Linked DNA regions of Mus musculus: region 2 is linked to region 1. A link is a loop called in an ENCODE intact Hi-C map of the cell type or tissue named here. Cell type or tissue: left cerebral cortex. All regions are shown on one strand. Links, peaks and the distances in the headings refer to the core of each region. The heading gives the core; the rest is flanking DNA. Region 1 overlaps Slc17a3 (solute carrier family 17 (sodium phosphate), member 3). Region 2 overlaps Scgn (secretagogin, EF-hand calcium binding protein).

The links. Peaks named below come from ENCODE experiments on the same cell type or tissue, not always from the same donor. Only the 100,000 strongest peaks of a DNase experiment are listed, where the experiment ranks them.
Region 2: it touches region 1 in a loop (1.8-fold over the local background); 2 of 42 quality-filtered maps call a loop at or near these places.

The regions. Positions count from the first base shown.
Region 1 is chr13:23,848,977-23,865,502 of GRCm38, reverse strand. Slc17a3 (solute carrier family 17 (sodium phosphate), member 3) reads right to left here. Exons shown (of 12, transcript NM_001164743.1): 5 at 13,069-13,155; 6 at 9,812-9,930; 7 at 9,530-9,691; 8 at 8,920-9,049; 9 at 8,674-8,821; 10 at 8,312-8,402; 11 at 7,388-7,524; 12 at 4,789-7,300. The coding sequence ends at 7,390. Among named protein-coding and RNA genes, the nearest start is that of Slc17a1, 13 kb to the left of the region's middle. In left cerebral cortex, for the core only: no CTCF peak of the experiment used is centred there; DNase peaks (open chromatin) are centred at 7,431, 8,922 and 10,063.
Region 2 is chr13:23,958,503-23,975,028 of GRCm38, reverse strand. Scgn (secretagogin, EF-hand calcium binding protein) reads left to right here. Exons shown (of 11, transcript NM_145399.1): 5 at 165-221; 6 at 992-1,069; 7 at 8,134-8,189; 8 at 12,202-12,247; 9 at 12,846-12,905; 10 at 15,283-15,351. Among named protein-coding and RNA genes, the nearest start is that of Scgn, 24 kb to the left of the region's middle. In left cerebral cortex, for the core only: a CTCF peak has its summit at 9,969; DNase peaks (open chromatin) are centred at 7,069, 9,924 and 12,795.

The DNA.
Region 1 (16,526 bases), core at 5,810-13,809:
CTGGCCACATCAGGGTACAGTCATGTTTACTAATGTTAAAGAATACATGCCATATGACCTCACCATCTTAGGATGACCACATGGTATAAAGCAACAATTTTAAAACTTCTTAGCCCTAATTAGTTCTTTGTTTGTTATTGTATCTCCTTTTAGACTAAGGAAGCAGCAAGAAGCCTCAAATATGTTGGATTGCTATGGACTTTTGTGTGATGATAGAAATTTAGAGTTAACATCATATTGTATATGCTACATCATATTGTATATGTGATTCAACTCTGGTTCCAAATATACTGTATATGATGGTGACATTTTAAGGTTACAAAGGTCTATTCAGATTAACAAAAGTGATTTTAAGATTTATGTCTAACTACTTATGTCTTTGGTAACTATGCAACAAGAAGCTGCTAGGAAACTTAGATATGTAACTACATATGTTCGATAAATAAGTATATTTGCTAATCACTATCTATAAACTCTTACGGTCTACTCAGGTTCACAGCAATATTTGTTTAGCTTCTTTGCGTGCGAGTGTGTGTGTGTGTGTGTGTGTGTGTGTATTCCAGTATCCTGGACAGCGAGTGAAACAGCCATGTCTCCCAGGACTTGGCCAGTGTCCCAGTTTTCTTGGGTCTCAGAAGATACTTTGCCTTCAGACAGCAGGAAGCCGTCTAAAGAACATAGCACCTTCCCTCATTCCTGCCTCCCCACCACCCGTTCCTATGCATTCACGTCTTGTAATATACAAAAAGGAGGAACCGTGACTTCTGCACTCCACCAGCCTGCCTTTAGGGACTCAGCTGCAGCATCTTACATTATCATCTGCTGCCAGGGTCACAGATTAAATACAAAACACTCACAAAAAGCCACAAACAATAAAAAGGTATGTGTATTTCTGTCATTACAGATAAGCAAAGTCCTTACACGGTAGCCCTAATTGTATCTTTCAGGGTTGATGAGAAGGTTCCAAGTTTGTGATCAATAATAAAGTGAGCCCATCTAAGTAATAAAACTCTATTGATTCAAAAATTCCTTATAAAAGTAAAAGAAAAGGCATATGAAACTACTGGGCCATTTGATGTTGCATTTGAGAAGCTACTGACTCACTGTCCATTTCAATGGAAACAGCTGCTGTTCTAGGGACTTCTCCCAGTGCTCATCAGATATTCTCCTTTTAACTCTACTTGGACTGTACTTCACTCTTGAAAACAGTTCCGCAGGAATGTAGGCACTGGCAGGCAATTATGACACAAATAGATGGTGTAACTGTGAAGTGAAGGATATTTATCTCTGGGAAGATAGGACCTTTAAAAGTCTAACCAAAAAAAGGATGTGGTGGTGTGAATGAGACTGGTCCCCACCAGGCTCCTAAATTTGAATGCTTAATCAACTTTAAGGACTAGAAGGATTGGGAGATGTGACATTGTTAGAGGAAATATGTCACTGGGGGTAGGCAGTGAATATTCAAAAGCCCACACTAGGCCCAAGCTGTCTCTCTGTATGTCTTCATGTCTCCATTTGTCTCCTCTGCTTTGCCTTCCTCTCCTCTCCCCCTCTCTTTCTCCCTCTCTCTTTTCTTTCTTCTCTCTGCCTTGCCTGCAGATCAGGATGTAAGTTATCAATAATGCTCTAGCTCCAGGGCTGCCTGCTTCCTGCCATGATGATGAACCTCTTACAAGAGTTGCCTTGGTCATAGTGTCTCCTCACAGCAGTAGAATTGCTGTTTTGATACCATAAATTACTAGATAACGTGTAAAAAGTCATAATCTCTCAGCATGTGTCTTTGAGTTAGCTATCTTATATCCAAATAGAAAACGATGGCATTAGCATAGTCAACACACCGACACTTCTAAGTAATTCTTGGATTTAATGATCATGTGGCCCTTAGGAAAGTCAGATATAGTTATAGTTTGCCTGATATTATCCATTTTTAATGCCTTTGTGTATAAATTATCTTGATGATACCTCATTAAGCATGAGCCTGGGACATCAATCTCTTTATTTTCTATTAATTTGAAAAGTGTCCTTCATTTACTTATTAGTTTTAAGATCTGGCCCATGCCTTTAATCCCAGCACTCAGCATGCAGAAGTAAATGGATCTCTGTGAATTCAGGCCAGGCTGGTCTATAAAATGACTTCTAAGCCAACTAAAACTACACAGTGAGCTACTCAAAAACAAACAATAACAAGAAACCAAAACAAACCAAAAAACAAAACAAACAAACCTGGCACCCAGATGCATTTATAGTAGACAAAGAAAATTAATTTAAACATAACCATTTGATGTTTCCTATAAATCTTTTTATTTATATGCATGTTTCCTTAGTCATATTATATTTCTCATCGATGCCTTTAAGAAAAGTGGCAAGTTCAAATGCACGAAACTCTAGAAGAATGAAGACCAAAGTGTGGACACTGTGCCCCTTCTTAGAATTGGGAACAAAACACCCATGGAAGGAGTTACAGGGACAAAGTTTGGAGCTGTGACAAAAGGATGGACCATCTAGAGACTGCCATATCTAGGAATCCACCCCATAATCAGCTTCCAAACGCTGACACCATTGCATACACTAGCAAGATTTTGCTGAAAGGACCCAGATATAGCTGTCTCTTGTGAGACTATGCCGGGGCCTAGCAAACACATAAGTGGATGCTCACAGTCAGCTATTGGATGGATCACAGGGCCCCCAATGGAGGAGCTAGAGAAAGTATCCAAGGAGCTAAAGAGATCTGCAACCCTGTAGGTGCAACAACATTATGAACTAACCAGTACCCTGGAGCTCTTGACTCTAGCTACATATGTATCAAAAGATGGCCTAGTCGGCCATCACTGGAAAGAGAGGCCCATTGGACACACAAACTTTATATGCCCCAGTACAGGGGAACGCCAGGGCCAAAAAAATGGGAATGGGTGGGTAGGGAAGTGTGGGGGAGGGTATGGGGGACTTTTGGGATAGCATTGGAAATGTAATTGAGGAAAATATGCAATAAATAAATAAATAAAAAAGAAAAGTGGCAAGTTAAACTGTTTTTGTATCATTAGCCCTGCCATATATTGCCAAAGCATATGGTTTAAAATAAGAAGCTACACTCTATAAATGTCTTTTAATAGATTTCACCAGACAAGACCTTGGACATCCTTCCTCTTTCTCAGTGTGGGTTATGTCTGCCAGACTGTCACTTATATTGTTTCATAATGTCACCATCAATAACAGGTTCTGGTATTGTTGTTCAATATTCTACCACATAGCTAGCTTTGATAATAGAACCTGCTTACATTATAACTTTAAAATACCTTTTTGTTGAGAAGACAGACTCCTGTTCAGCTCTGCTCATTTGTTCCTACAGTACTATCCTTGATAAGAAGCAGATTTGGCAGCATGTGTTTATGTGCAATGCCTTTTCAAACTGTAATCTTTGAAAATGTGCAGAAAGCCCCTGCAATTTAAGTAGAGTAGATATTTGTTTCAACAGTTTAACCAGAGAGATTATTTACCTCAACAGAAATGTTGCCATCTGTTCACTTTCACTGAATAATCTTTCACTGATAATGTTTCTTTGGAGGTGGGGGTGGGGGGTCTCTGTTTTCTTTTGATACTTTGTAGAAGCCATGATGGGGTTGAAGAACAGTAATAGGTATGTGGCTATGTGTGCTTTTATTATGAAAATAAATTGGCAGGGAAAGAGAAACCAAGGATTGGGTCCTTCCAAACTTCTCAACGGATGATGCAATTTGTAGTAAAGGGTAGCTTGTGAAGCCTAGCAGCCTGAACATAAGATGCTGGGTGAGGTGTGGACATAGCCTCAGGAAGAGACTAGGAACCCTTACCTGTCTTCTAAATAATGCTGAGCTCCACCATGTTCAAGTAGTGAGTTAAGATGTTTGGGTCCTTTGGGGAAGAACATATGGACTTGAATGGAAGAACTTGAAATGTGTCAAAGGTGAATTCATGTAAAGGCCAGAAAGAGAGAGACTGCCACCCTTGGTTTTACCCATCCTCAGGAGAGAGAGGTGTTTGAGAGAACTCTCCTGTGAGATTAGGGTGATATTTTGATGGCTCACCTATGCATATAATGTCTTCTTTCTGTGGTCTTCAACAACCATGGTGAAAAAGGAGCTACCGTGTGCATTGGAGAGACAGATAGAGGTGTGGAGGGGGCATGGGCTGTCTTTGGTTTGCAACAGCTCCTGAGCTAATGAGTCAATTTTTCATTTACCAAGACCCAGCAGCATAAGACAATGTATTGTGTAGTGTAATATCTGCAACTTCTTTAGAGATTAATAGAAGTATTAACCAAGATTAATAGTATGTTTATTCTGTGCAATGAAATTTTATCCATGATAAATTGACTGCCTCTAATGTAATACTTTGAGGAAGCTATTTAACCTCAGAGTTATAAGAAAAATTGAAATAATAACTGCCAGCCAATGGGGTTGTCATAAAGATTTAATAAAAGGACAAGTATAGTTTGTTGACTTTTGGCAAATGTTCCTGATCCAAGTAGAACACACCTTCATGAGCAGTGTTAGGCAGAAGTTCCAAGAACAGTCTCTTGGGTTGGACTGCTCAGAACTGACCCCCAACCTGTTGCTCATGGTTGGGCATTCATCATGTTACTAAGCCACTCTTGGAGTGTCCATGATGTTAGCTATTGTTATTACTCAAGAACAATCAGTTTTCTCCTTAGTCATTGTCCTGGTTGGTTTACTTTATCAAGGTGACACAAGCTAGAGGTATCTGGGGAGAAGAACCACAGATGTGAAAAAGCTTCCATCAGGCCTATAGACAAGTCTTGATTAATATTTTATTGATTGATGATGTATGTTGGGAGACCTAGACCACTGGTGGTGGTTCCATCCTTGGGCAGGTAGGTGGCCCCGAGTTATATAAGAAAGCAGCATGAAAAACCCACAGAGAACAAGTCTGTAAGCAGCACTCCCCCATGGCTTCTGTTTCAGTTTCTGCATTGAGGTTTCTGCCTTAAGTTCCTGTACTGACTCCTCTTGGTGATGGCGTGTGGCCTGAGAGTTGAAGGGTGAAATAAATTATTTTCTCCCCACATTGTGTTGGCCATGGTGTTTTATCACAGCTGTAGAAACCTAATTATGACAGTCATTCTCTTTTGCAGTTGCGTTGAACTCCGGGATTAAAGCATTGGTAATAAACATCTTCATGATAAAAGAGCCAAACTACAGTTTGCAGGGTGAATCTCCTGCTCCCAAGTGAGGAATTAGCAGTTACTCAGGTGGCAAGGCTGCACCTTGGAACAGGTATCATCACTCCATGGAACTCAAGATTACTCCCCTCAAGTGGTGACAGCACTGTCAACTTCTCTAGAACTTGAGACAAGGACCAGAGCTGACACAATGACCATCAGACCACTGGCACCTTGAAGACAGACTTAGGGACACTGCTTCCAATGTAGTCATGTCAAGTTAATCTTCTTTCATTGTCCTTTACCACCACTCAGTGATCTCTTTGGTAGGCATGTGGGACAAACGGTGGAGTCTAGTCTTTTGAGCCTATGGCTACTTGACCTTTCCAGCATCACTACGATCTCAGCCCACCTCAGTCAGCTCATTATCTTTTCTTTGATCAGAGACCATCTTTCTGCAGTCTCTGTTTAGTAGTCTATCTTGTCTAGCAGGTTCCAGCCCTAGGATTCTCACCTTCTGTCTGTCTTCTCTACCATCCATCCAGTTAAATGGTAGGGTCTTCAAATTCTTCCACACAAGCATTTCCCACCCCTCTTCTCTTCATTTCAATGTGTCCTGCCTTATTCCAGTCCCTAAAACTGCTGTTTTAAAGACCAGCATACAGATCATCATTTGACGTGTCATCCTAATTCTGAAATTTTAGGAAAATGCTCCATCTAGAAAGATCTGTCCATGTAGCTATTGCTATGAGCCCTACTTCACTGCTTATATAATGTTCTCAAACTCTCTCCCATAACACAGGAACACTACATGCATTAGCCACACACCTTCCTCTAATTTTGTGCTTTGTGCTTTTTTATGAATATGCAGACAGGGTACTCCCTTTAGAATGCATCCTGTTTCCTGCTTTTATGATTTTGTAGAAGAAGGGTTGTCCATTTAATATGTACCCCTGGAATTGCTTCATACATGAGACCTTCTCAGAGTTTTTTTGTATGGAATGGCAAATCTTCATCTGTGTCCCGTTTCTGTCCCTCTGCTACTACACCTGATTCTGCACAATAGAAGGAAACCATATTTAACTTACTCTAGTGTCCCAACAGACAGATCAGAGCTCATACCAAGATCACAGTCATTGCTGTGTTTGTTCATGGTTGGCCTCTCTAATCTTGCCCTAATCTGTACTCAGAATGTATTACACCACCTCTGTAGGATATGATTTGAGGGCAGTGATCTCTGTCATAGACAGTAAAGGTTAGCATGGGGAACAGTTCTCAATGCTGTCCTGGGTCTCTGAACTTGGTGTGACCCACAGACACCTACAAACCATTACTTTACAAAACGCTAAGTCGGTTTTACTTTCCATCCTTATGAGTGATTTAACCACAAATTAGGCATATCTCACAGAAGAGGGATGACAGCCACACTAGGCAGTTTCAGGACAGTGGAAAGATCATTTGCACAGGATCAGGCAAAGGGCAAGAAAACCATAACAGGTTCTAGAGAATAACAGAGATGGCACAAGCGAAGACAAAAATAACAAATAGAGGGAAGAAGTTACCAGAACACACAAGGGGGTTGCCTCTCAGGGCCAGGGACTGCAGTGACCCTCTGTGCTAAGTTCCTCAGACTACATTTTCATTTCTCCATCAAAAATCTGGCTGAAGCCAGTAGACAAGGCACGCAACTCATCCGCCAGTAGCCTGAGCACAGTGAAGAAGAATGGACCATGTGTGGAACATGTGTCAGTGCCAAGCCAGGAAACAGAAACTGCAGACTAGGAGTGAAAGCCAGTCAAAGAATGCTCTCTCTTCTTCCAGTACCACAGGCATAACGAGAAATGAATATTCAACCTGACAAATAGAAAATAAATAATTTCTCTAGTAAAGATTACCGCTCTGGACCAAGGGTCCATAAACTTTGGCCCTTAAAAAAATGGAAACTACCATGTCAGCACCAAATTCTTGATTCAAAGATGACAACCTGGTCCCTTCTTATCATTTTACTCGATGTTTTATTCCTCTCATATTTTCTTCAAAAGAAGTCTGGGTGAAAGGGGGAAAATATCTGACATCATTTTTCATGAAAGTCTTCCCACAGAGGAGCCAGCGTATGTAATGACTTCTTTACAGCAAGTGGGACAGCTGAGGATGGAAAGTGACAAGAAAGAAATTAACAATTGGATGTCCTGCTTCTGTGACTGTAACTCTACCAAAATCATTGTCTGTTACCTTCACAAACGAGTGAGCTTCCTCTCTCTAGCCCATTCTTGAACATCTGCTTTCCCAAACACGAGGTAGATGATTAAGCCAAGTAGGTTAACTGCAAACACTACAAAAAAGAAATTCCTCCACCCGAATTCAGAGTCCTGGGAACACAAGACCCAAAATAAGTATTTCCTATGAAACTGAATCACTCATTCAGACGACAGTTTCCAGAGGGCTTTCTGGATGAAATTCAGTTTTTAGATGGTGCCTTGATAATTAGAGAAAAGAACTCCAAAATATGCTCAAAATGTTCTAGATACGAGAGATTTGAAGACCCTCACGACTGACCTATATATAGAGCTGTTTGTCTTTATCATTAAAGTGTCACACATATTCTCTGTAGTCCAATCTTGCCTACAACCACCATGCTAAAACTGGCTCTAAGACCCCCACCCCCACCCCCACCCCCGTCCATGTTGCAATGTAGTAAAAAGACCTCTGGCTTCAGAGCTATGTCCTCTGAGCAGAAAAGCTCATTCTACCGGATTTTCAGCTTAAGCATTAGGAGATGAGGGTCATAGTATTAATTTCCAAACTGATCTGAGAAGGAATGGCCAAGCAGGACACATCATGTATAAAATGCCTGCTCTCGATTCTTCTCTCTGTCTGGTTACTTACAGGAATGAAAATTCAGCCTCAGATGGCTTGGCAGGAAACATTCTCCTGAGATTCCTGTGGCCCTGTTTGCCATTTCAAATGGAGATTCTAAGTGGCTCACTGATTAGTTCCGAAATGACCTCAACTCTGGTTCATTTGGCTCCACACATCACGGTCACCCCAAAGTGAAGTGAGCACTCTTTCTGAACCTTTGAATATATTCTTTAGCTATTGCTCTTGCAAATATACGTGGGAGAGTATTTTAAAAATCTGTCTTGGAATGGAAACTACCTGGCTGAGGAAAAAGCCAGCAACAATGGGTACCAGCACAGCCGATGAATGTGCCAATCCTCTTGATGTTCCCATGAGAAAGCTGGCATACCTGTGGGTAACAGCAATAGCCCACGTTAAATCCAGACACACCTGACAGTGTCTTTCAGCCCTGCTTTATGTGTGAATCCATCCAAAAGGACGTGGACCATGCATATTCAATGGGAAGCGATTTAACAAGTGCATATTTCACCAATTCACCCTAGGCCCAGCCACAGGCCATGCTTATGATTTATTGTTTCCAAACTTTGAGGCTCCCAGAACATTATAGGCTGCTTTTTTCCCCAGAAAATGTGAACTAAGAATAGATACAAGAATCTTACCTTGGAGCAATGTCTAACGCATTAATATAGATTCCTGCCTGAGATAGAGGGCACAGTCCACAGGAAATTGTCAGAAATATAATTGTTGTAATATAGCTGGATTGGATATAGGGCAGAGCCGCAACGAGGGCTGCAGGAGGAGCATTTCCTAGGAAATGTGGAACAGACAAATGCAAGGGTGAGATGCATTCTTTGACTGTTAAATGCTTACACCATGCAATGCAAATCCCACATCCCTGTTCCTACCTAAAAGTGTGATGAATTTTCTCACAGTTATGAGCCTAAAATTCTTGCTCAGTAGAAAATCTGCCAGCCAGCCTCCCAGGATACCAAGGACCCAGGCAACAATAAAGGGAAGAGAAGACAGGAACCCATTCTGAGGAGAGAAGACTAAGTAAGGGAGGGAGCAAACGTGTTGGCAATCTCCTAAACATCCTGACACGCGGAAACCATCTCCCCTCCGCCCCGCCCCCCAGAAACCTGGCAACCTCCCAGCAAAGTTGCTGTCTATCATTAGTTTTAAATATCAAGCACGGGGGAGGGGGGGGAAGGAGGGGGGAGGGGAGGAGATAGGTGGATTTCGGAGGGGAAACCAGGAAAGGGGATAACATTTGAAATGTAAATAAAGAAGATATCTCATAAAAAAAGGAAAAAAGAAAATACAATATCAAGGACTGTTAATTAAAGAAAAATTATGAAAATATATAAAAAAGCATTATAGCAGTAATAATAAATAATGATTCTTTTTTTTAAAATAATCAAGATATTTTGGGTAATGGGGTTCAATGTCCTGCACATAGAATTACTGTGACAGATGATGCAAACATGAAGAAGGAATGGAGTGAATTTTACTCACGTCTCTGATGTTAACTTTGAATACAGAACTGATGTAGGTTGGAGTGTACATTATAAAGGTGTTAACAAGCCACTGATGGGTCATAGTGCAGAGACACATGGACCAGAGAGGCAGAGATTTGAGCATAGCTTTGATGGGAAGTGGCTGCTCTTCTGAGCTGAACTGAAAAGAAATGCATTGGTCTGAGTAGAAAGATCAACACGAGGCTCAGAGTCTCAGCCACCATTAGGAACCCAGATGTGGATGCAAGGTTTCTGCAGATGCTAGAGTTCTTATATGTACCTGTTGGTTCAGAGAGGATAAAATATATTCTCTTTCTGGGCCACTTATCCATGGGTGAGAGACAGGGTCATCATAAATCAGAATGAACCAGAGAAGGCTGCAGAGCACACCACCACCTCCTGCAAGCAGAGAGAAAGAAGAGTTCACCAGGGAGCTCATTTCTATCATTTCTAAAGTGGACTTTACATTTTGCAATAATGTCAAGTTTGTTTAAATGTTGCAAAGATAGCACAGAGTTCCCACATACCTTCTGTCCTGATTCCCATGTGTTGATATCACAGTACATCCGTCAGCACTTCCTTGACTCACTACTACTAAACCCTGCACTGTCTTTGTTTCTAATTGGTGTAGTAGTCATTGTATGTAATGTTGGTTTTTAATAATTTCTCTTAAATGTATCACATGTTTTTATCATGTCAGCTTCTTCCTATTTCTTACTTAGTCATTCCTGTCCCTTTCCCTCCTACCATCTACTAATCTCCCTTAACTGCCTATATGCTTTTATGTACATATATGTATGTTGTGTGATATATATGTGTGTGTGTGTGTGTGTGTGTGTGTGTGTACACATATGTGTGTGTGTTTGTGTGTATATACATATATATGTATGTATATATATGTTCATGACCAATGTGGATGTTATCAGCCATGAATGCATATGCATGTTATGACCCATATAAATTTGTATGTATATGTATGTTATGACCCAAGTATGTATGTATATATGCTGGTATGTATGTATCTATGTATGCAAGTATGTATATGTATGTTATAACCTAAGTATGTTTACATGTATGTAGATAGGTAGACAGATGTGCATTTGTAAAGAATTTTAGTTTCTACAAATGAGAGAAAAATATGTGGCTTGTTTTTCCGCATCTAACTTATTTCTCTTAATATGATGATCTCCAGTCCCATCAATTTTCCAGGAAATGACATAATTCCATTCTTCTTTCTGGTTGATTAAAATTCCACTGTGTATCTGCATCACATTTTCTTTATCTGCTTTTTGTTTCTAGAAATCTATGCTGGTTCCATCCCTGAGATACTGTAAACAGTGCAGCAATAAATGTGGATGTGTAGGTATCTCTATGCTGGGCTGTCACAATTTGGGTATATTGAATGACTTCTTCTCATGTTAGGACATTTTCTAGGCTAAGCCATTGCCTGAGTTCATTGTGAACTCTTCTCAGTTTTCAAACAAGCTGTCTCAATATTTCCTGTTTATTTGTTGTTGGAATGGGGTCACAAATCTGAGGGACAGACTAACACTGTCAATGTTTTCAGTATTAGCCATTTTAATAGGTATATGGAGATGCCCATTGTGATTTTTAATTTTCATATCCCCATGACTAAAGGTTTTTAAATAGGTGTCTTGTCATAGATCTGTGTTCTCTGTGTATGCATTTGGTAAAATGTTTCTGTCCATTTTTCAGTTGAGGATTTTATATTCTCATAGAGTTTTGAAAATTATTTACACATTTTAGAAGAACATCTAATTAAGTGTTTTGTAGATATTTTCTCCTTGAACTAGTCTGCCCTTTTATTGTCTTAACAATGCCATTTGAAGATGACATTTTTTTTTTTACTCTGGTGAGTTTCAAATTATTGATTTTCTCTATGGCTCATATTTCTGGTGTCATATTTAGGAGGTTTTTTGGTTAATTAAAGAACAAATAAAATTTCCCTGCTTTCTTCTAGAAGAATATTTTTTCTAGATGTTTGTGTGTGTATGTGTGTTTGTATGTGTGTGTGTGTGAGCGAGAGAGACAGAGACAGGGAGAGACACAGAGACAGAGAGAGCTGGACATCTTCCTAGATTGCTCTCCATTCTATTTCCATGACACACGATCTCTGACTCTGGAGCTCACAGATTCGGCTAAGGTGAATGATATTTCTTTAAGGTTTTGTTTTCTTTTCTTATTCCCACTCCATAGAACACTGCTTCACATATCCCAGGCTGGTCTCAAACTTTCCATATAGTATAGAATTACCTTGAATTTCTGATCTTCTTGTCTCTGCCTTCTGAGTACTGAGATTAGAGGTATGTATCACCATGCCCAGTTTTCTGTGGTACTGGGGACTGAACCCATGACTTTATCCTAGGCAAGAGCATTACCAACCGGGCTACTTCTCAACCTTATCCAGTCAGTTTTTTCATGGTGCACTTGGGAGCTCTGCTTTTGGGTGCATATGTATTTCAAATTCTTGTCTCTTATTGGTGAGTTGATAATACAAAGTAATCTTTGTTTGGTATTAATATGTCCACCCAATGATCTGTGGACTAGTATTTTCATGTTTTGTGAACTCTACGGAGTCGTGTGACCTGACAATAACTCATCTCTGTCTCCAAAATACTCACTGTCTGGAAGAGGAGCAGGCTTGCAAATAAAACAAGCTGATGGAGAGTTTGAAAATAAAATGCAAAGCTACTCCAGTGGAAACTGTAGGTGAAGCCGTACTTTCTTGGTTTCTAGCTAAATGAAAGTCTCGGGTCCAATAGTGAAGTTATCCCAAATTACTGTCAGTGTTTGATATATTCTTTTCTTTGGAAACTTCAAGACTTGCTAAGGACTCTATCCCTTTGCTATGCTTAACCAAGACAAACCCCGTGGCTACATTTACCTCCTCGGATTGTTTTTTTCTGTCTCTTAGAAAGCACTGCTTTCTAAATCTTCCCCTCCTGCCTACAAGGCACAGTGGCATCCTGATGACTGTGCAGGAGAGCAGCACTTTATATGAAGCCAGAGGATTTTCACATCTTGCCTAGTATGGTGGTTTGAATATGTTTGGCCCGGGGAGTGGCACTATTAGAAGATGTGGTCTTGTTAGGGTGGGTGTGGCCTTGTTAGAGGAAGTGTGTCACTGTAGGGGTGGGCTTTAAGACCCCTCTCCTGAGGATGCTCAGTCTTCTCTTGGCTGCCTTGAGTTCACGATGGGAAACTCTCAGCCTGTTCGATAGTACCACACCTGCCTGGACGCTGCTATGCTTCCCGCCTTGGTAATAATGGACTGAATCTCTGAACCTATAAGCCAGTCCCAATTAAATGTTGTCCTTTATAAGAGTTGCCTTGGTCATGGTGTCTCTTCACAGCAATGGAATTCCTAAGACAGCTAGCAAAGTAATTCCTTATATTTTAATATTTTGTTTCCCTAACACTTTTATATTTTGACTCTTCTCCTTTAGAAGAGTACACACAGATGCATAAACTTAGAAGCACATTCCTGAATATTCCAGAAACCAGCAAGCAGCTTACCAAAACTATAGAAGACAAAGGGCCACCCAAGGGCTTCACTAATGATGCCGCCCACAAGGAGGACAGTAAAGATTCCCAATGTCATTCCTGCAGAGAGACAGAAAGAAAATGGTGGGACCCCTGCCTTCTGCTAGACAGATAATATAGGCTGGCAGATGAACATGAAGAAGCCACCAAACCACAGAATATGCATATGTAAATGCAAGCCCTTCAGACTAGTTTTTTAATTCCTATACCTCTGGTAAGTCTTCCCCCCCCCCCCTTTAAAATTCCCAAGTGACATTCAGGTGACTGTCATACTACCTTTTGTGCTGTCTTAATTTATAGTTATAGGCATTTATTATAGAAATAAAGCACCATGAAGGGCCAAGGTTCTAGTATACTCTCCACTTTTACCCTCTCTACCCCTCTGAAGATAAGCATCACATCAATATATTGTACAAGAAACAGTCACTCACCTTCTTTCCTCTGCACTTTTATGCTATTTGTAAATGCACTCACGGGAAGCTGCTTCTCCATACATATGCTAATGACACTGTTTTAATTTCTACAACTTCACAGAGCATCTAATATATAGTAGGCACATTCCCTCCTGGTTCACAGCTTTGCAAATAATTCTAAGCTTTTTATGTTTAGCCAACTTGTCAAATTCCATATTTATACAGAGTTGTTATTTTAAAATAAACATGATCATAATGGCCTGAGGGTTTTATGTAACTGTTTTTTTTCTTTTCTTTCTTTCATTTTTTTCGATTTTAATTTTGAATTACGTTATATGTCTGTCTGCAGTGTGTGTCAGGAGTAGACTGTCCATGTGAATGAAATACCCATGGAGGCAGACAAGGATGCAGATCCCCTAGGGATGCAGTGGAGGCGTGAGTTCTGAGAACAGAACTGGGGCCCTCTGCAAGAGCAGTGCATGCGTTTAACACTGGAGCCACCTCTCCAGTCCCAACATTCATCTTCATTAATCAATTGCTCTTACAAAGATCTCCATTGCATGGAAGATTTTAATTCTAAACAGGCATCATCACTCATTTCTGAATAGAAACACAATTTGTTTTTGTGACTAAAGTACCAGAGGATGAGCTGCCAGCTCAACGGCTATGTGTGCTTTACATTTTGGTAAATACTGCAAAAGTTCTATGCTGAAAGCTGTTCAACTTAAAGTGACAACATAGTTCTTTCCTTCCCATCCCCTTGATAGTGTCTAATAGCCTCAAAAATTTTAAGGCACTTTTCTTCCAATATAAATGATAAAAAAAAACTCTAATATTTAATTATGTTCTTTTTAGTGGAGTTGAGTTTTTCACTATTTACCAACTTTATCGTTTGTTGTCTTTTTTTTTTTTTCTGTTTCTCTCCATTGTTTCCCTTTGCCTCAAGTTACAGACTGTGCATTGTGAATAGTCCCTGTGTGGCTTGCTGGCCACAGTTCTTCCCTCTTTAACTTTATTAACAGTGTATTTCACAGTCAGCACTTACAGGCATTTGTGCAATCAGATTTATGGCCTATAGATTTACTCTTTTGCTTGGATTTCTTTTTAACTTACACTGCAAGGTAGAAATAATTGTTAGGATCTTATTTTTTTTAAATTCATGTTCACTGAAGCATATTGTCTATGCTATCTCATTTAAATGTCAGCAATCAAACTTGGCATTTGATCAAATGCTGTCAGTCACAGTTAAATGAACTGTCCCAGGTTGGCCTTTTAACAATAGGAAAGGCAACTTTTGAAAGAGAATTCCAAGTTCCAGAGTGAATGGAAAGAAAGCTGGAAGTGAGTATCTTTTCTACCACCAGGTCCACCCAATCAGTACATTTCACCTAAACGTTTGCCTTTATCTTGATTATAAGGGAAGACAGACTCCGTTATCCAAGCAAGGTCATGTTCTTTCCTGTCTGCTTGCCTTCACTCAATCTACCTCAAGCCTGACCTCCTAAGTGAACGTCTTCTTCCTCTTCACCCTCACCTTCTTCTCTACTCTTGTCTCTTACCCATCTGCATGCTATACCAATAGCATAGAATCTATGTTGTAAACAAAGCACAAGTTCTGGTGTTCTCTTGCATAGTAGCAGGCAGAGGGTAAATAACGATAGCATACCACATTTCAAAATCTAAAATAAAGAATTCTGAATAATTTCACTAAAGAGAAATGGTCAATGCTGGAAGGAGTGGATATGCCTGGATTTGAACATTAGTAAGTATTCACTTGTACTGAAATATCTCATAGTATAATGTCATACACACACACACACACACACACACACACACACACACACACACACATATAATTTTGTGTCAATTAAAAATATTTAACAGTTAAAATATTTTTCAATATTCTAGAAAATAAAAAGGGAGTAAAACCAAAACAGATACTTATCTCTTTAGAGCCCCCTTCTGTACATTTTGGTATTTCTCTGTGAGGGAAAACTCCCAAAGCCTGGGATCTTGAACATTGAAGAGGCATGCGAAGTGTCAAATCTCTGGAGTGCTGGGGTCTGTGACATTGACTGTATCCATCTTCTCCTCCTCATTCTGTATCTTAAGACTGATATCTCAGGGGTCTCTTTAGCATAGGCATTGATAAGTACTGTACACTGGCTTTTCACCCCTCTTAAAGGGACCGAGTTATCAGCACAGCACTACTGATTCAATACATGGAAAGGCCTGGGCCTATGCTGCTGCTCATTCTGCCCCAGGTATTCAAGAGCCAAAAAACCCCAGCAATTATCCAGATCTTTAGTTGACCTGCTCTACTCTTCCACATGTCCTTCCCATAGAGCTAGCAGGTGTCTTTGGTTCGGGATGCCAATCCTTTGGGGACTTCTTGTTTGTTCTTTGGGGACATTCTAACTTCATTTTTATAACCACACCTTTGGTGAGAAGGCTGAGGCAGAAAGACAGAGTTTATTTAGGCATCTGAGAACAGATGGCCCTTCCATATGCTAGCCTCCTATCTCCCATTAAATAACTATGTCATTCCCTCCCTGATTTGTGTGTCTCCACCTCTCTCCATTTCTCCCCTCTCTCTGTCTCTTTCTCCCTCCTTTCTCTCCTCTCTCTATTTCACTCGATGTTTTAAATTAACTCAGAAAGTTGTGCAATGAAGGCACTCAATTTGCTTTGAGAGCCTGCCTGTCTGTTTTCTGAGCTCTGGGCTAAGCTAACAACATATTTTTTTTTTTTTAAATTCCCATCACCTACTAACGTTAAGCATGAGCTACACGTTTTGTTTGAACTTCTTAGTTCCAAAGCTCTTTGAGTAGCTATAAAATTCCCTACCAATATGCATCTTTTGTGCCTCCTGAAAGCATATCTGAGCTATGACCCACAGACCACCTACACCCCAGGATAGCTATGAATACAGTCTAACATAAAATCTCAAACTTACTTAAACATTATGAGATAGTCTATGATTGTTTTTCTTTCTCATTTTATTAGCTCTTTGGGAAT
Region 2 (16,526 bases), core at 5,408-13,407, 110 kb before region 1:
ATGTGACCAGCTGCTTTGAGCTCATATAGCCAAACATTCTCCACCATGATGGAGTGTGTTCTTTTGAACCATGAGCTGAACTAAACCCTCCATTAGGGTGCTTCTAGTCAGATAACAAGAAGTCAGGTAGCCAAGACGAGATAAATGCCTTTTGTGTGTTTTAGATTTGGCGCAAATACGATGCGGACAGCAGTGGTTTCATATCAGCTGCTGAGCTTTGTGTGAGTATCAGTGGGAAGTAATCAGTGGGTGAAGGGTTGGTTTGGTCATCTTTAGAATGCATACATACATACATACATACATGTATATATGTATATATGTATGTGTGTGTGTGTGTATTTTTGTGGACCCAAGACATGCGGCTTTGAATTTGTTTCTTAAAATAACAGCCTGACTAGAGGAAGTGGATCACTGTAAAGATTTTAAAAATGAGCTGGCAAGTTGCCCCGGCTTGTAATGGCGTAGGCCTAATATCCTGAGTTCAATCCTGGGAACCACATAAGGGTGGAAGGAAAGGAACAGCGACACAAAGTTGTCCTGTGACTTCCACATATTGTTGCACATCCTACATATTATATGCATGGATATGCATCTGTTCACAGACAAATGTGCACACATACATTGCACATACCACATACATGTGCACATACACATGCACACATGCATATACAGCACAGTACAATAAGTAAAACTTTAAAAGCCAATAAAGAAACGAGGAAACAATAAAGGTTTGGAAAGTACCTGTCATGCTGCTGTCTTTTGGGAGAGAGATAGATGAAGCTTTTAGGATGTTTTTTGTGCTTGGAGTTCCTCTCTGGCTTCCAAGAGCATCTTTCAGTGGCAATCCTCTACTTTAATACTTAATGCTCATTTAACATTTTATTTCCTCCACAAAACAAGTTACAATCCCCATCCCTATAGAAAAACCTTCAACAAGTTTATATCTTACTTGCTCACTGTGTTCAATGTGACTTTTCTCTTGGGGGCACAGAACTTTCTTCGAGACCTTTTCCTCCACCACAAAAAGAACATTTCCGAGGCTGAACTGGAAGAGTATACTAGCACCATGGTGAGTGAAAGAGGGTGGGCCCTGTGGGGGAGGCTGCCTGTGTCTTCTTGTTTCCCCAGGAAATCTTTGCTGATAGACGAGATGGCTACATGGGAAAAGCCTGGCTCTGGAACAGTGGCTAAAACAGCTGTTGTAGCCTCTTTCATGGAAAGAGATACATGCATTTGAAAAAGAAGGCTGTGCAGCTGTCTTTGAAGAGACCAGGAATATGCAGGAAGTACTAGGTTTTTTTTTTAAAGCACCTTGCTAGCAAACTCAGTGGGCATAAAGTTGCAGAGAAACAAGTAACCATGGACTTGTACCATCAGGACCCAACAGATGGATATGGTCTCTCACCACGATGGTGACTCCACTCATTGAGGTCATGGGCTCAGAGCAGAGGAAACTCAGATGGGGATGTAGCCTAGGTAGTGCCAGGCAAAGGGAGCTGATGGCTGTGAAGCACTTTGCATTGCATGGAGAACACATGTGCCTTTAGTTAGCTCTAATTGCATGTCATTATCTTACATTCTGCTTATGGTGTTCTTGACCCAAATGACCATGAGATGATTTCAGTGTGGAGTTTTCCTTGAAAACTTAGTAGACAGGAAAAGTTGTGTCTGGTGGGCTCCAATCATCGCTCTAGTGTTCACACAATGCTTTCTACAGCTTGTGTCGAATTGCCCCTGTTGCTGTGCCAGCCTCTGTCCATCTCCAGACCTGTGTTTTATTCTCACCGCATCTGATTTCTTAATCAGTAAGCAAGTGACTTACGACATAGGCTTAATTGTCTACTGTAGGAGTGTCACATTTACTTTATATTTTTAATTTAATGCCTTTTAGAATTTCATACATGAGTACTGTATTCACATCACTGTTTAAAAACAAGTGTCTCTATATTACATTTCGATACAAAGAATTCTTGAGCAGAGTTTATGCGAAGTTGGAGCATATCCAACTGAGAACAATATGTGGGTTTTGGTGAAAATGTGGGCTATTGGGCACACCCAGGCTTGAGTGTGTGTGTGTGTGTGTGTGTGTGTGTGTGTGTGTGTGTGTGTGTACTGGGGGTATGCATGTGAAGGCACCAGGTCAGCCCTGGATGTCATAAAAAATGGGGATGTCTCACTGGCCTGAGGTTTATTGATTAGCTGACTAAACTGCTTGGCAAAATCCCCAGGGATCCTCAAGTTTGTCTTCCCAGGGCTGGGACTATCTGCGTGCTGCCACTCCTGTATTGTAAACTGTGGGCTCTTAGCATTAAACTCAGTTCCTATGTTTGCAGAAGCGTTTCACACACTGATCTATCTCCCCAGCCCTATATATAGGCTTTCAATTGGGTTGCTTAAATACTGACACTCATTTTAAAGATTAGCTAACCAAGAAAAGCTGTTTCTTAGCCAAAGGCACCATAAAGCTAAACTTCCTGGATGTCAGCTCTGGATGCCTCCAGAATCTTACTCTGGACTCTGGCCACTCTGTGTGCTGGCTCAGGGACGAGTCTTCCCAGGGAAAAATGAAAGCTATTTTGACCACGATGACTTCTGAGTAAGAAAAGATGCCTAAGAGAGAACCAAATCCCAGGACAGGATATCAAGGAAGCGTTTTGGTTTCTTACAGTGCTGTTTGTTTTAACTGAATGCGGGATGTGGTTGGGAATCCCGAGCAGAGATACACTTAGCATTGAAAGAGCAGGGATCTCCAAGGAGCAGGAAGCAGTGGTCCTTGTTCAAGAGCCTCTGAGATCTTTCTGACCTCAGCTCCTGTGACTCTCTGACATGGAATAAACACGGAAGGGAATTCATTTGCATCTTTCAGTGGGCCAGACTAGAAGGCCTTGAGCATATTTTAAACATCAGTAGAACAGAATGTTAGCCTGTCTGTTGTTATCTCAATTTAATTAATTTGTAAAACATGAACCACACAGTGAATACATTTACATTTAAATCTCTAGCAGTTTTCTAGCATTTCTTCCAGCGTGAAACTGATTGAGCAGAGGGCTTCTGCCCACCTCCAGCTATCAAGTCTCATCTCTGCTTTCTGCTTCCAAATATAGCTCAGCTATTTTTTTCTACCTTTCTTCCTCTGGTTCTTATGCATCCTTCAAGATTCAGGTAGATGCTATCTTGCCCTAGGAAATCTTCACAACTTCCTTTCGTAATGAGCACCAGTACCACTCTCTAGCCTGTTGTGTGTGTCACCACCTTAACACTATACTCATTCACGTAAGTCATCCACAGATACTGTTAAGTGCTTATAGTGCCCCAGGCATGAGTCTAATCACTGGGGACTCAACAGTGGGAGAACAGGCAGCAAACAATACATGCAATAAATAATAAATTATATTGCATGACAGAAAATGAGAGGAAATGTAGAGATGGGTATGCCAGCATGGTAGAGAATTGAGGGTGTCCTAGCCTCATTTATGTTGTTTTCATAAAATATTCTAACAAAAAGAAAATTAGTGGAAAAAAGGGACTTTTTTCAGCTTATAATCCATCATTGTGGGGCAATCAAGGCAGGAACTCTAAAATGCTAATCATATCACAACCCCTATCAAGGGCAGGTAGAAATGATTATGGTTTTCTATGCTCTCTTGCTTGTTTTTGCTTAGCTTGCTTTTCCAAGTCTTACATAGGCTAGGGACTCCTGCCTAAGGAATGGTACCACCCATTATGGGCTGTGTCTTTCCACATCAATTAACTTAAGATGATTCCCCATAGACATGTCCCAGGGCAGCCCAAATATAGATAATTCCTCACTGTGACTCTTACCAGATAATTCTAGGTTGCATCAAGTTGATAATTAAAGCTACCTATCACATTCTTTTGGCCTACATCTTATCTCCAAGTCCCTGACCTCACAGAGTCTGACACTCTTCAGGCTACTTACCGTAAAGTGAACTGAGTTTTCAGTCATTACCTAAGAACCAGCTATGACTGAACCCAGATAAAGTAATGATTTTCTTGGGGATGCTTTCTGTATCCCTTGCTTGTGTTCCTCATGGCCCTGCATAATTAACATGGGGAATGCTTTATTAAGCATGGTCCGGTGTTTAATATTTTTCCTTTCCCTTAAACTTAATGTTCCAGGGCCAAGTAGACATGGTACCTGGGGCTTTTTCTGAGGTCCTTTACTTCAGAAAGATTTCCAAGCAGCCAGAGTGCTGGTAATGAACCATGATGACTCCCTAGGGCAGGGCAGGCTAGAAAGAGAGGGATAAAAACATGTTCTGGTTGACCAGGATTCATATCACACTGTTCATTTCCTTAAATGAATATGTGGTCTTTTTGGACTATGTGTGGGTAATGCCCATAGTCAAATTGCAATGAACAGAGGCGCAATGTTAACAGAGATATAACACTATGGGGGGGGGGCATATGTGATGTTAAGGGAAGAAAGGGAGGAATAGTATTGATATAGAAACCAGATAAGATACACTTAATCCGGGGCTGCAGAGATGGCTCAGACGGTAAGAGCACTGACTGCTCTTCCAGAGGTCCTGAGTTCAAGTCCCAGCAACCACATGGTGGCTCACAACCATCTGTAATGGAATTTGATGCTCTCTTAGGGTGTGTCTGAAAATAGCTACAGTGTAGTCATATACATAAAATAAATAAATCTTTAAAAAAAATACATTGAATCCACCCACAGCAGAAGGCCCTGTGACGTCATCATCTTAATTTACTTTGTCCCCTATGCCCACCTTCCAATGAATGAATTACTTAGTATCCCCACAGGAGTCATGTTTGCCTTCAGATAATTCTAGTTTGTATCATTCCCCAAGCATTAAAGGGCCCTCCGGGTCACACTCATCTGAGCATTCAGGTCTCTTCCAATATTTATTAGCCTAATGAATGGCAAGAACCTTAGGAATGACAATAGGGTGTTTCAAGGCTGTAGTGTTAAAGCCCCTCTTTCCTCAGTGGTTATACAGACCTCAAAATGTCTCAGAAGATGCTCTTTCCCACTGAGGGATGTCACTTTGAGGGATGTTTCTCCTGTGGTTAAATTTGACCTGGTAAATCAGTTCATGAAAACTTGTGAGTTCTGTCCCTGACAAATGTTTGGGGAGGAGTTGCAAAAAAGAGATGAAATAGTCCCTGCCTCAGTCTTCAAACCTTGGTTAGGAGAAAACTAGAGAGACAGGAGAAAGGACCAAAAGCTCCCTGGTCATTCATGTCATTTCCATGGTGAATGTCACCAGCACAAAGCATCAACCTGTAAGAGGCGTTGAGTTCAAGCTGCCTGCCTATCCTTTAGTGCCAGTGGTACCTACTCGGGAGTTTAGGAAGCTGTCTACCTGCCGAGGGCTGAGATTCCCTAGGAGTGAATCACGTTTCTGATGCTTTAATGACTTCTTATTGAGCAATGAACACAAATCACCACAAAGCCACACTGAAGATTTTCTTTCGAGGTTTAGTATGAAATGCTTTACTTAAGAGCTGTAACCTACCAGATGAATTCAAATCGCCCCTAATGAGGATGGCTGCAGTTGACAGCTGTGGGAAGCATGGCTAACAGATGAGCTGAGAGTGAACAGCCAGTCAAAAGAGACAGGCTCAGACATGCAGACCATGTCCTGTCCCAATACTAATTAACGTTCTAAAGGAGGAAGGGAGGGAAGGATGCTACCAGCTCCAGGCAGGAGGAGAGACTGTGTATCTAGATACGATATCATTAGGTGGTATTTAATCTCGTTAAGTAGAAGCTAATGACTCTGGGAGTCACTAGGATAAAACAGCAACTGAAATTCCAACACTTGGGCAGAGAAAACTCTATGGAGTTAAGCTGGCCTTATGACTGGTATGAAGTCCGTACAGTCCAAGGCCTGGCTGGACTCATATGTGGGATATTTTCTCTTTCTATGTCTGCTCTCCACATGCTGATGATGCTAACCAGTTTTAAATGCAAGAGAATGCCTGAAAGCCCCCGCTTCTTTCTCTGACTCAAACCATTCTTTTGAGCTTCTCAGATGAGCACACTGTGGGTATGTGTGTCCACTTTCACACCCAGCATCTCAAATCCAGCAGGTCCACAGTTGACATTCTGACTGTCTCACAGACTTGCTCTATGGGCGGCTTCCTTCATTTTGATTGACGCATCAGGACAATCAGTCTTGATGCCTTCCTTCTCTGCCACTCTAATTAGCAAATCCTATTGACTGCTACATGTCACTCTAACTAAATCTTTGAAGCCCAGTAATATGTTAAAGGAAAGAGGTTTATTTAGCTGATAGTTAGGGAGGCTCCTGGTGAGGAAGTCATGGCAGGTGCTTCCTGATGGCAAAAGTGTATATGAGCCATAACAGAGTGACCAGAAGCAGAAGGACATTCGAAGGCCATGCTTAGTTGGCTCACAGCAAGTCATTGCTCTTGGAATCAAGTCACACAAGACCTCCAAGTCTTACCAAGTCCCTCCAAATGAGCTAACCAACTCTGCCTGGGTGCCACCTCTTAAACTTTCCCCCACTCAACACTGGCCTACCTGGACATCATTCCCTGGAGACTAAGCTTCCAGCATGTATTCTTTTAGGGGAAACTCACAAAATAGCAACTATATTCAAATTGCATCATGAATCTGGCCATTCCCAGCAGGTTCTAAGCCACAAGGATAGGTAACTGAAGAGGTTTCATTATCTCCACTCTTACCTTCTGCACTCTGTTGAACACAGCAGCCTGCGATCCTGTTCCATTGTAGCCGGATCACAGCTGAGATTAAACCTTCCAATGACTAATGTCTTTCAGAGAAAATGACAGTGTTACCACCTGCTTACTGACCAAGCCACCAGTCATCTCAATTTATCTCCTTTTATCCACTTCCACCTATCACGTCATAGACTTTTCCTGAAGAGAGAAAACACATGTCCATTTCCCTTTTTCAGAAAGGGAAGCCACAGGAGGCCAAAGTGAACCAATGAGATTTTACATGAACAGAGTAGCGGTGAGGGGCTCCTGTGGAGGAGGAGGGATGACTCAAAGGCAGCTGCATCGCTGAGAAGGCCGCTCCAACATCGGTTGTGATTCACAAAAGCCGCCTTCCTGGAGCTCTCTGAGAATGTCTCCTCTGCAGCTTGGTTGGTGTCCACTTCTTCCCGGCAGCTTGGCTGCTCTGAGAGTCTCTAGGTGGCTCTGCTGGTCTGAGAGTGCCTCTCAGCACTCCCACTGCTTATAGAAACTGGACATGTCTAGAAAAATCTAGTCGGTTTCAGGGACTTTCTGAAACTATTGAGTTGTTACTTCCTGAGTTTTAAGGAGCTCCCTTCCAGGGTGGAAGGTTAAATCTCGGAGGGCATTGCTACGTAACACACCTTCCACCCCGTGGGAGACAAGGCCCCTTTGTTGTCCATAGCTATGCATGCCAGGCTAGCTGGCTGTACAGCCCTTAGGATTCTCCCATGTCTGCTGCTTCCCATGCCTGGATGAGCACCAGGGTTACAGACGTACTCCCAGCCGGGCTTTGACAAGGGTGCTGGGAGCGAGTTCAGTCTCAGTACTTGTAGAACAGGTACTTTGCCACATGAGCTCTCCAACTCTGACTTGAAGTAAATCTCGAAGCCAGCGTTCATATGGGTGGGGGCCTAACTGACCATACTCTCCACTTCTCCCTCATGCACTTCTCAGTCTAGGAAGTTTTCCTTTCCAGTTCGCTCAGCAATAGTCAGGCCCATGTCTTCCTAGATGAGGTTTCTACTTGCTTAGGGCTCAATTTTGTTTTCTCTTAAGACAGAACCCCTGCAATAATGACATCACAAAGGATGATATACAGGCCATCCTCAAAGTCTGTGTCATTATCTGACTAGATATAGTATTTATATTTTGTCCTCTGCTCTGCTCAGTGAGACATCATCTATAAGAGCCCCTCACTGAAGACTTGGTTGCTAAGATGCCATAGGTGAATATAAGGTATTTAAAACCCTGTGATCACAGGTGGTGGTAATGCACACTGTTAATCCCAGCTCTCGGGAGGCAAAGGCAGGTGGAATTCTATGAGTTTGAGGCCGAAACTCTGTCTTGAAAAACAAATAAAATAAAGAACTTCTGGTCTGTGCATTTGTCACATCCACGTTCCTTTCTGCCTTTTAGATGAAGATCTTTGACAAAAATAAAGATGGACGTTTGGATCTTAATGACTTGGCAAGGTGAGTGATGCAGAAAAGTGGCAAACTCAGAAGTTCCTGTGTCAGGGTCTGATGGTAACACACACCTCCTTTGAAATCTGAGAGCCACTCTTGCCTGGGGTCTAAGAGTCCAGGTTCATCTTATTAAACCCTCTGTAGTGCTTTTGAATCACTCTGGGTAGCAGATTCTTTCATGAAGATAATCAAAGCTCCATCCTGCCTAAATGCACAATGCATATATTATATTATAGCATAGTATATATATTAAGAATTCATGAATGGGTCATTGGTGGATTTTGCCCTCAGAGGCTAGGCACTCATAGTCTCACATTGGGATTCCCCTCTAAATCCAAAATCTAACAAAACAAAAGCAATAATGATGATAGTGATAAGAAAATAATGATAAATAAATGAAAGAATCTTGAAGCTATTCACTGACTTTGGGAATGTTAAATTGTTATTTCAGAGCAGTAGTAAAAACTGATTGAATTTTAGTAGAGCCAACTCTCTGCTGGCCTTTGAGGGTTGACTACCCTCAGTGGTGCCTGAAGGTTAATGGAGGAGAGGGGAGGATAAGAATGGGAGCAACATAGTCCATGAGTCTGTGAGGTGACTTGGGATTGATGGTTGCTATATGTATCGTTATGTAGCTTTCCGTTACTATAATGAAAGGTCAGAGACAGGCTAAGTTATATAGAGAAAACATTTAATTATTTCACTGTTTCAGAAGCTGAATATCAAAAAAGCACAATGTAACTTCTAGAAAGAATTTCTTGACTGTGTCACACCATGGTGGAAACATTTAGGGATTGTGCATCTCTTGCCGGTGTGGTCCTCCACCCGTTTCTTGTTCTTGATATTCTGAATCCATGGCCTTTGCCTGTTCGAGGCTCAGCCCCTGGTCCTGAAGGTTGTCTGTGAATAGACACACTAGGAAGACTCTTGTCAGTCCTGGCCATAATATTGAGTTAGATACGCTAGATGGATTTCCATGTTTCCTAGGACCAGTTGCATTCCTACTTGACTCTCCCCAGGACCTTCATCTGAATTTTGGCCACTTTGATGAAAAAAGGGACACTGAGAGACCAGTCAAAGAAGAGTAAAGTGTTTCTCTCCACAGAGTCCAGCAAGGGACCTCAACTCCACAGTCCTGTTTCTGCTCCCTCTATCTCACATGCTTTTTTCTTGAGCACTTGATTCAGAATTCCCTCTCCATCCTGAGCAGAGCCAGGAAGATTTGAGATTCACTCCTCAGAAGAAAAGTCAGTGTCTGGAAGATTCACTGAAATCAGGACAGTATGGGTGACAACAAGAGCTTTTAGTCTCATTGTTCCCTCCTCTGAAGTCTGCCTAGTCTCAGCTTTCCATACAAATAGAAACAGAAAAGGTAGCTCGGCACTAGAGTGTCTCAGTGCTCAGCATGTATAAGTCTGTAAGTTCAGTTACACACATACACACTCGCATGTGCACTCACATACACACACGGATAGAGGTAGAGAGAAATATGAATATAAGTGGAGTTATGCATGTGTTTTTCCGGTCCAGTGATGTCACTTGCAATAATGTTTTGAAAGGTGAGGCTGTGACTGACCCAAGAATCTCTTGTTGTAGCTGGATAGTCCACTGTACATATGCCATATTTTGCCTCTTTATCAGCTGACACACACTTGGGCTGTTTCTACTCTTCAGATACTATGAACAGTACTGCTGGGTGAGTGTGGCCAGCCTTTCCCCTTGGTTATATTCTTAGAAGTAGAATTTTGGTTCGTATGGTAATTCTATATTTAACTTTCCGTGACAGTTCCAAATAGAAACACTAGTCTTTGTACTGCATTGATGGTTGGAGACTTGTAATTTTTAAAAGTGTGGAGTCCTCTGTCCTTGTTCTTTTTAAAGATTTTTCTAGCTCTTCTGGTCCCATTTGCATATCTTGGTATAATTTTAGGATTAGATAGTCAGTTTCTGCATAACGGCAACTCAGATTTCCATGGACTTTGTTCTGAATTTGCTGTTTAAATTGAGAAATATTGTCAACCTAACAACGTTGTCTTCAAATTTACAAACAACAGTTGTCTTTACATCTTTTGAGGCCTTTAGTTTCTCTAGAAGATACTTTGGAGTTTTCAGTCTATAAGTTGAGCTTATTCTTGTTCCATTTATTTTCAATTATTTGATTTTTTTTTGGATGAGGTCATATATGGAATGGTACATTAAATTCTGCCTTAGTTTTTTTTTTTTTTCCCCTGTTGCTGTGATAGAACACCAAGACCAAAAGCAATGTAAGCAGTTATTTTGGCTTGCAGTTCCAAAGAGATAGACTCTAGACTGACCGGGAAAGCATGGCAAGCAGGAACAGGAAGCTGCCTGATCACACCTTCATCTACACTCAGGAAGCAGTGAGAGAGGACAGGAAATGTGGTGAGGCTACAAGATCCTCTAAACATTCCTTCAGTGATGGATGTCCTCTGTCAAGGCTGCACCTAAAGAGGTTCTGTAGCAAACCCCAAACAGCATCAGTAACAGGGGACCAAGTGCTCACACACACGCGTCCATGGAGGGGCATTTCTTACTCAAATCATCGTAGTTCTGTTTTATTTTCTTTCTTTCCTCTCCTTCCCTCTCTCCCTCCTTCCCTCCCTCTCTCTCTCTCCTTCCCTCCCTCTCTCCCTCTCTGCTTTTCTTTTCTCCCTTCTCATTCATCTCTCACTCCTTTTCCTTCCATTTCTTTTTGATTTGATGCAGAGTCTCTGTGGTCCAGGCAGGGCTAGCCTCATAGTCACGCTACTCCTGCCTCAGCCTCCAGACTGCCGCAACCACAGTCATGTGATTTTGCTTTGGACATTTCTAGTGTACAGAAGTGCAGTTGAGTGTTCTGTACAGATTGAATCTCTTATAGCTGTGCTGGTCTTATTAGCCTGAATAGGTTTGTGTTTGGGTTTTTGGAGTTTGTTGATATTATGCCACTTGCAAATGGCAATAGCCTGTTTTATCCTTTACGCTTCACTAATTTTTCTCTTCTAATGGAGCTGTTATCACCCACGCACTTAATGCAGTTACTGATGAGGTCAGGATTTATGTTTGCTGTCTCTCCACTCTTCAATGGACCAGTTTCTGCCTGGTGTCCTCTCATTTCAGACTGAGGACTGTTTGTTTGCTTTTCCATGCAGGTAATACATTTGTGGGTGATGATGCCTTTGTTGTTCATTTGTTTGGTGGCATTTCTGAACTAGTTCCATGCACTCTATTCTTGTCATCGTGTGTATCCACTCCGGTCTCTTCTTGGGTAGCTCAATGGTCAATTCACGGCTGGAAAGAGGCAGTTTGGGTTTTTTACAGATGAAGTGGGAGCTGAGCATAGAGGCCTTGCCCATGCTAGGCTACTCCTCAACCACTAAGTCACAGTCTCAGGCAAAGGCTTCCTTAAATGGTTGGTTCAGTGACTTCCAAATCTCTCCTCAGGAGCTCAGTGTACAGGCAGGAAAACAAAATGCTCCAACCTTTCTTGTTCTTACCAAGATGGCTGGCTTTTCTGTTTGGCTTTTGTTTTCTTTTGGTTCCTTCAGACAATACCTTTGAAGCCCAGGTTGTTTCAAACTGAGAAGTCTCCTGCCTCAGTGTCCAGAGCGTGGGACCTACAGACCTGCATCATCAATCCATGCTGATTCTTCCTTTTTCACAGAATGAGCCCTTTCCAGACTGCCAACACCTTTAAGTTCTGCAAACTTTGCTCTGACCATTCTGTCCAGTTTCCTTGTTGCTTTTGTGGGAAGAACTTTCAGAACAGTCTATGGTTTCCCATCAGGAAAGGTCTTTAAATTTTTTTATAGTGAAGGCTAATCTCTAGGAAAGGTTGCCCATCACTCTCCTTGCATTAGTCACTTAGGGATGCCCACATTTCAAGTACCTATGCAGATAGATCATCAGGATAATGTGGAAACCATCAGCCTTTTCCTCTCTCTCCAAGCTGTGCATTTGCTGACTGATGGGAAAGCTTACAGAGGGTCATACGTGTTCTATTCTTTTTCCCATTTAGGATTCTGGCGCTCCAGGAAAACTTCCTTCTTCAGTTTAAAATGGATGTAAGTGGTGATATTTCTCTTTGGGTTTCTGCTACCCATGTTTCTTTATGTATATGGAAAAAAGAAAGAATGGTAAATTGTTTATTTCTTTTGTCATTATGATAAATGCCTGGTTAAAGAAAGCAAAGGGAGGAAAGATTTATATTGGCTCACAGTTATAGAGATACAGTCCATGCTGACCAACGTGGTTGGGCAGGAGCTGCTTGTAGCTGTGGACATGGGAGCTTGCTTACCTCTGAGTGAACAGGAAGCACAGGCCCAGTAGGAAGTCGGGCTGTGCTGTAAAATCTAAAGACTTACTACTTGGTGACTCAATTTCTGCATCAAGGCCCCATCTCCTAACAGTTTTACATCCTCCCAAAACAGTCCTACCAGCAGCTAACTGCAAACACAGGAGCCTGTGGGGGGCATTTCCTCTTCAAACTATAACAAAAGACATCCACTTGTCTTAACTCTTTTAGAGGCTCCCACAGCTCAAGGTAGAGTCAACTTTAAGGATTGTTGTTTCAAGGTTTATACAGATTACCCAGCAGCCGGTGGAGTTACACACCAGTGGCTATGCGTTGCTGGACTGACATAATGTTTTCTTCACACCCAGGCTTCTTCTACTGAAGAAAGGAAGAGGGACTTTGAGAAAATCTTTGCCCATTACGATGTTGTAAGTCATTTTCACCCTGTGAAGCCATCTTTAGGTAGAAAGCTCAGTTTGTTCCTGTGTGACACCACTGTACTGACAAGGTCTAAACTGAGACAATGAATTGCAGTCCCTTGTATGTATAACTATATAACTTCAGATGATCAGGTAAAGAATGAGCAAAACTGATTTATAATTAAACAGGGATGAACTCCTAATGCTTTTTTTTTTGCCTCATAAAAATATGAGAAAGATTCTTTTTGAAGGCAAGACATCCATTTATTGTCTGTGCAAAAAGAAATGAACAAACAGAAAAATCCCCCCAATCCAACTAAAGGACTGAGGCACAGTCATGCCCGCCTGATGGAACATAGCTTCTCTTATAGAGTGAGTGACAGCCATTCTTCATGTGGGAACAATCACTCTAAAACAGTAAATGGTACAGGGCTGGCTTTCTAGACATGAAGGTGGGATAATGTGAGAAAGAAGAAAAATGAGCAAAGAGGTGGGAAAGGTCTAAGAACCCTCTCCAGGAATGCCAGACTGCATTCTGAACAGAAGCACTGAGCCAGGACAAGGCAGCACCTAGCTATTTACACCATGTCCATCACCCAGCTTTCCATCTGGGCTTGTCAGCCCTGCGGGCTGGGGTAGTAGGTACCTCAACTGTTTTATTCTCCCTGCCTTCTCCAGACCCCACCTGTAAAGATAGGGTTAGGCTAAGAGTGGATTGGATGAACTGCAGGGAAGGAAATGGAGAGAAGCCTGAGGAAAAAGAGGTCCAGTGACAGGACCAAAGTGGGATCCAGCTAAAGGGGAGGACCCAAGGCCTGACACTATTTCTGAGGCTATGGAGCTCTCACAAAAAGGGACCTATCATGACTGCCCTCCGAAAGACCCAACAAGCAGCTGAAAGAGTCAGATGCAGATATTTGTACCCAACCAATGGACAGAAGCTGCTGCTCCCTGTGGTTGAATTAGGGAAAAATCTAGAAGAAGCTGAGGAGGAGGGCAACCCTGTAAGAGGACCAGCAGTCTCAATTAACCTGGACCCCCAAGACCTCTCAGACACTGGACTACCAATCAGGCAGGATACACCTGCTGATATGAGTCCCCTAACACACATACAATAGAGGACTGTTGGGTTCAGTTAGAGACGATGCACCTAACCCTCAAGAGACTGGAGGCCCCAGGGAGTTTAGAGGTCAGATGGGGTGGAGAGTAGGGAGTGGGGACATCCTCGTGGAGTCATAGGGGTGGAGAGGAGGTATGGGATGGGGAACAGTTAGAGGGTAGACTGGGGGAGGAATAAAATCGTGACTGTAAAATAAATAAATAAATAAATAAATTAACAACAACAACAGCAACAAAAGAATGGATCTGAAGGAACTGTGTTAGCTAAGTGAACTCCATTAGCTTTTTCAGAAGAGTTCAGGATGAGGCAGAACTGTTAGAGAGTCCCCAGAGCTCTGGCTTTCCCCGAATAAAGCCTCATGTGGTTTGCAACAAGCTCGGTCTATCGTGAGTTCTTGGGTGTCCGCTATTGTCCTGAGGCCTGAGCGAGGGGCTCCTTTCGGAGTCTTTCAGGGAGGGGCTAGAGCAATACCTTGGTGGTTAACAGAAATAGCTGCTCCTCTGAAAGACCCAGGTTCAATTCCCAGCACCCACATGGCAACCCACAAATGTCTGTAGCTCTTGTTCTAGTGGATCTGACACCCTCTTTCAGCCATGAGAGACACAAGGCACACAAACAGTGCACAGAAATATAGGCAGACAAAACACCCATGCACATAAAATAAAAATAAATACAGGCTTAAAAACATTGTGAGGTACAGACATTATTATCTCAGACATGTTAAAATGTCTGTCCTTCATTTTACTTTCATGCTGACAATAGATTACAGAATGAGTAGGAAGAAAACATCTTATATACACACAAAAAATGTTTCATATATTGATTCAATATAGTGGCCTTTTACTTAAAATTTACACTTTCAGCAATCACTAAATGATTGTTCAGTCATAAAGCAAACATTTTAAATGTTCAGCCTGTCCCTTTAAGGGCCACTGCTGTGCAGTTCAATTCCCAGCACTCACATGGTTAACTAACACCCCAACAGAAGCCTACATTGGGGAAGCAGCTGTCAGTAAGTTTAGTGTCAGTGCTATTTGCTGAGGAGTGCAGAGCAGTGCTGATTTGGGGGCAGGAAGCTATTGATGAAGGATTCTTTTCATTCCTGCGGGGCACTCATAGCCCATGAGACTAAAACACCGAGCATTCCATTTCTAAATTGTTTGGCAGTTACAAATGAACACTGACTGGCTGATTTGTCAAATTTATTATTTAGCTTTTCAAATTAAGAAAATGATATTTAAGTGGTTGGATCTTTGTGTCTTTCAGAGTAAAACTGGAGCCCTGGAAGGCCCAGAAGTGGATGGATTTGTCAAAGATATGATGGAGCTGGTCCAGGTGAGTTCATGAGGCTGGAAGGGTTATTCCCATCATGCATCGGGGTTGACATTGTGACAAATTGCATTATTTCTGAGAACGAGTGAGGCTGAAGATTAATACTGGAGAGAAAGGTCTGGAGGCATTTCCATTTTATAACCATTGATATTCTATGAGACTCAACAAATTTCTTTTGTTTTCTTTAGGTCACATGGGTTAAAATAATGCATAATCAACACAGAAGTGTCTTTTAACCATCATTTTAAAGTCATTTGCTTTACCCAAATAGCCCAGTGTTAGTGTATTTTGCTGTTTTATTTTCCAGCTTCCCCATGTCTTTTCTCCCCTTTACTCACCTCTCTCAGACTTGTTTACTACAATAACTACAATTCTAAATTTAATTTCATCTAACCTTTTTTTTTCATCAAGGTTTTTTTGAACATCTAGTCTAGGATGGGCACTTCCTGTTATGGTATAGCTGAGGCTTGGGCTGAGATGATTTAGGCTTTCATTTTCTGTAGGCTTGACAATGTTTTTAAAAAGGCAGTCTCCTTCTTTTAAACTTTATTCTCTGTACTGGCTGATAATCTCCTTAGGAAGACAATTCCAGCTTCTCTTTCTCCAGGGAACAGTGGATTTAGTAGCCTTTGTACTCAAAGATTACTTTGAAGTACATTATTAGATGCACAATGATTGCATCCTGGCTGTCCCAGACAACAACAAATTAGAGTAACAGTTATTAATTATTAATTATGTTAAGTCTCAGAATAATTTGCATATATGATTAAGGCTAGGAAACCTTGCAGCAGGAAAAAGCCCAGTTACTATTTTTTTTTTGCACAGAGCTCCAGGGAGTTGACATTCTGTGACTGAGGAGACAAAGGCACAGTTCTGTCTGACATCCATTCCAGATCACTGCCACATCTTCTGTGGCTCCCAAGTTATTTTCCTCCTCCCAGTGATTCCTCAACTGCCCTTCCCTTTGCTCTGTAGCTCTAGCTGCTCTCCCCCTTGTCTTCTGACTCCCATTGAAATAACACAGGCATTTCCCCACCAAAATAAATGACAGATATTTGTGTGGTGTTTCCTTTAGAAATGATAGCTAAAGGACAATCTATATCGTCCACTACCTCTTCTATAGCTTAAGTAATAGAAACAAAGAAATCATCTCTGGGATATTAAAGTTTCATGGCAGA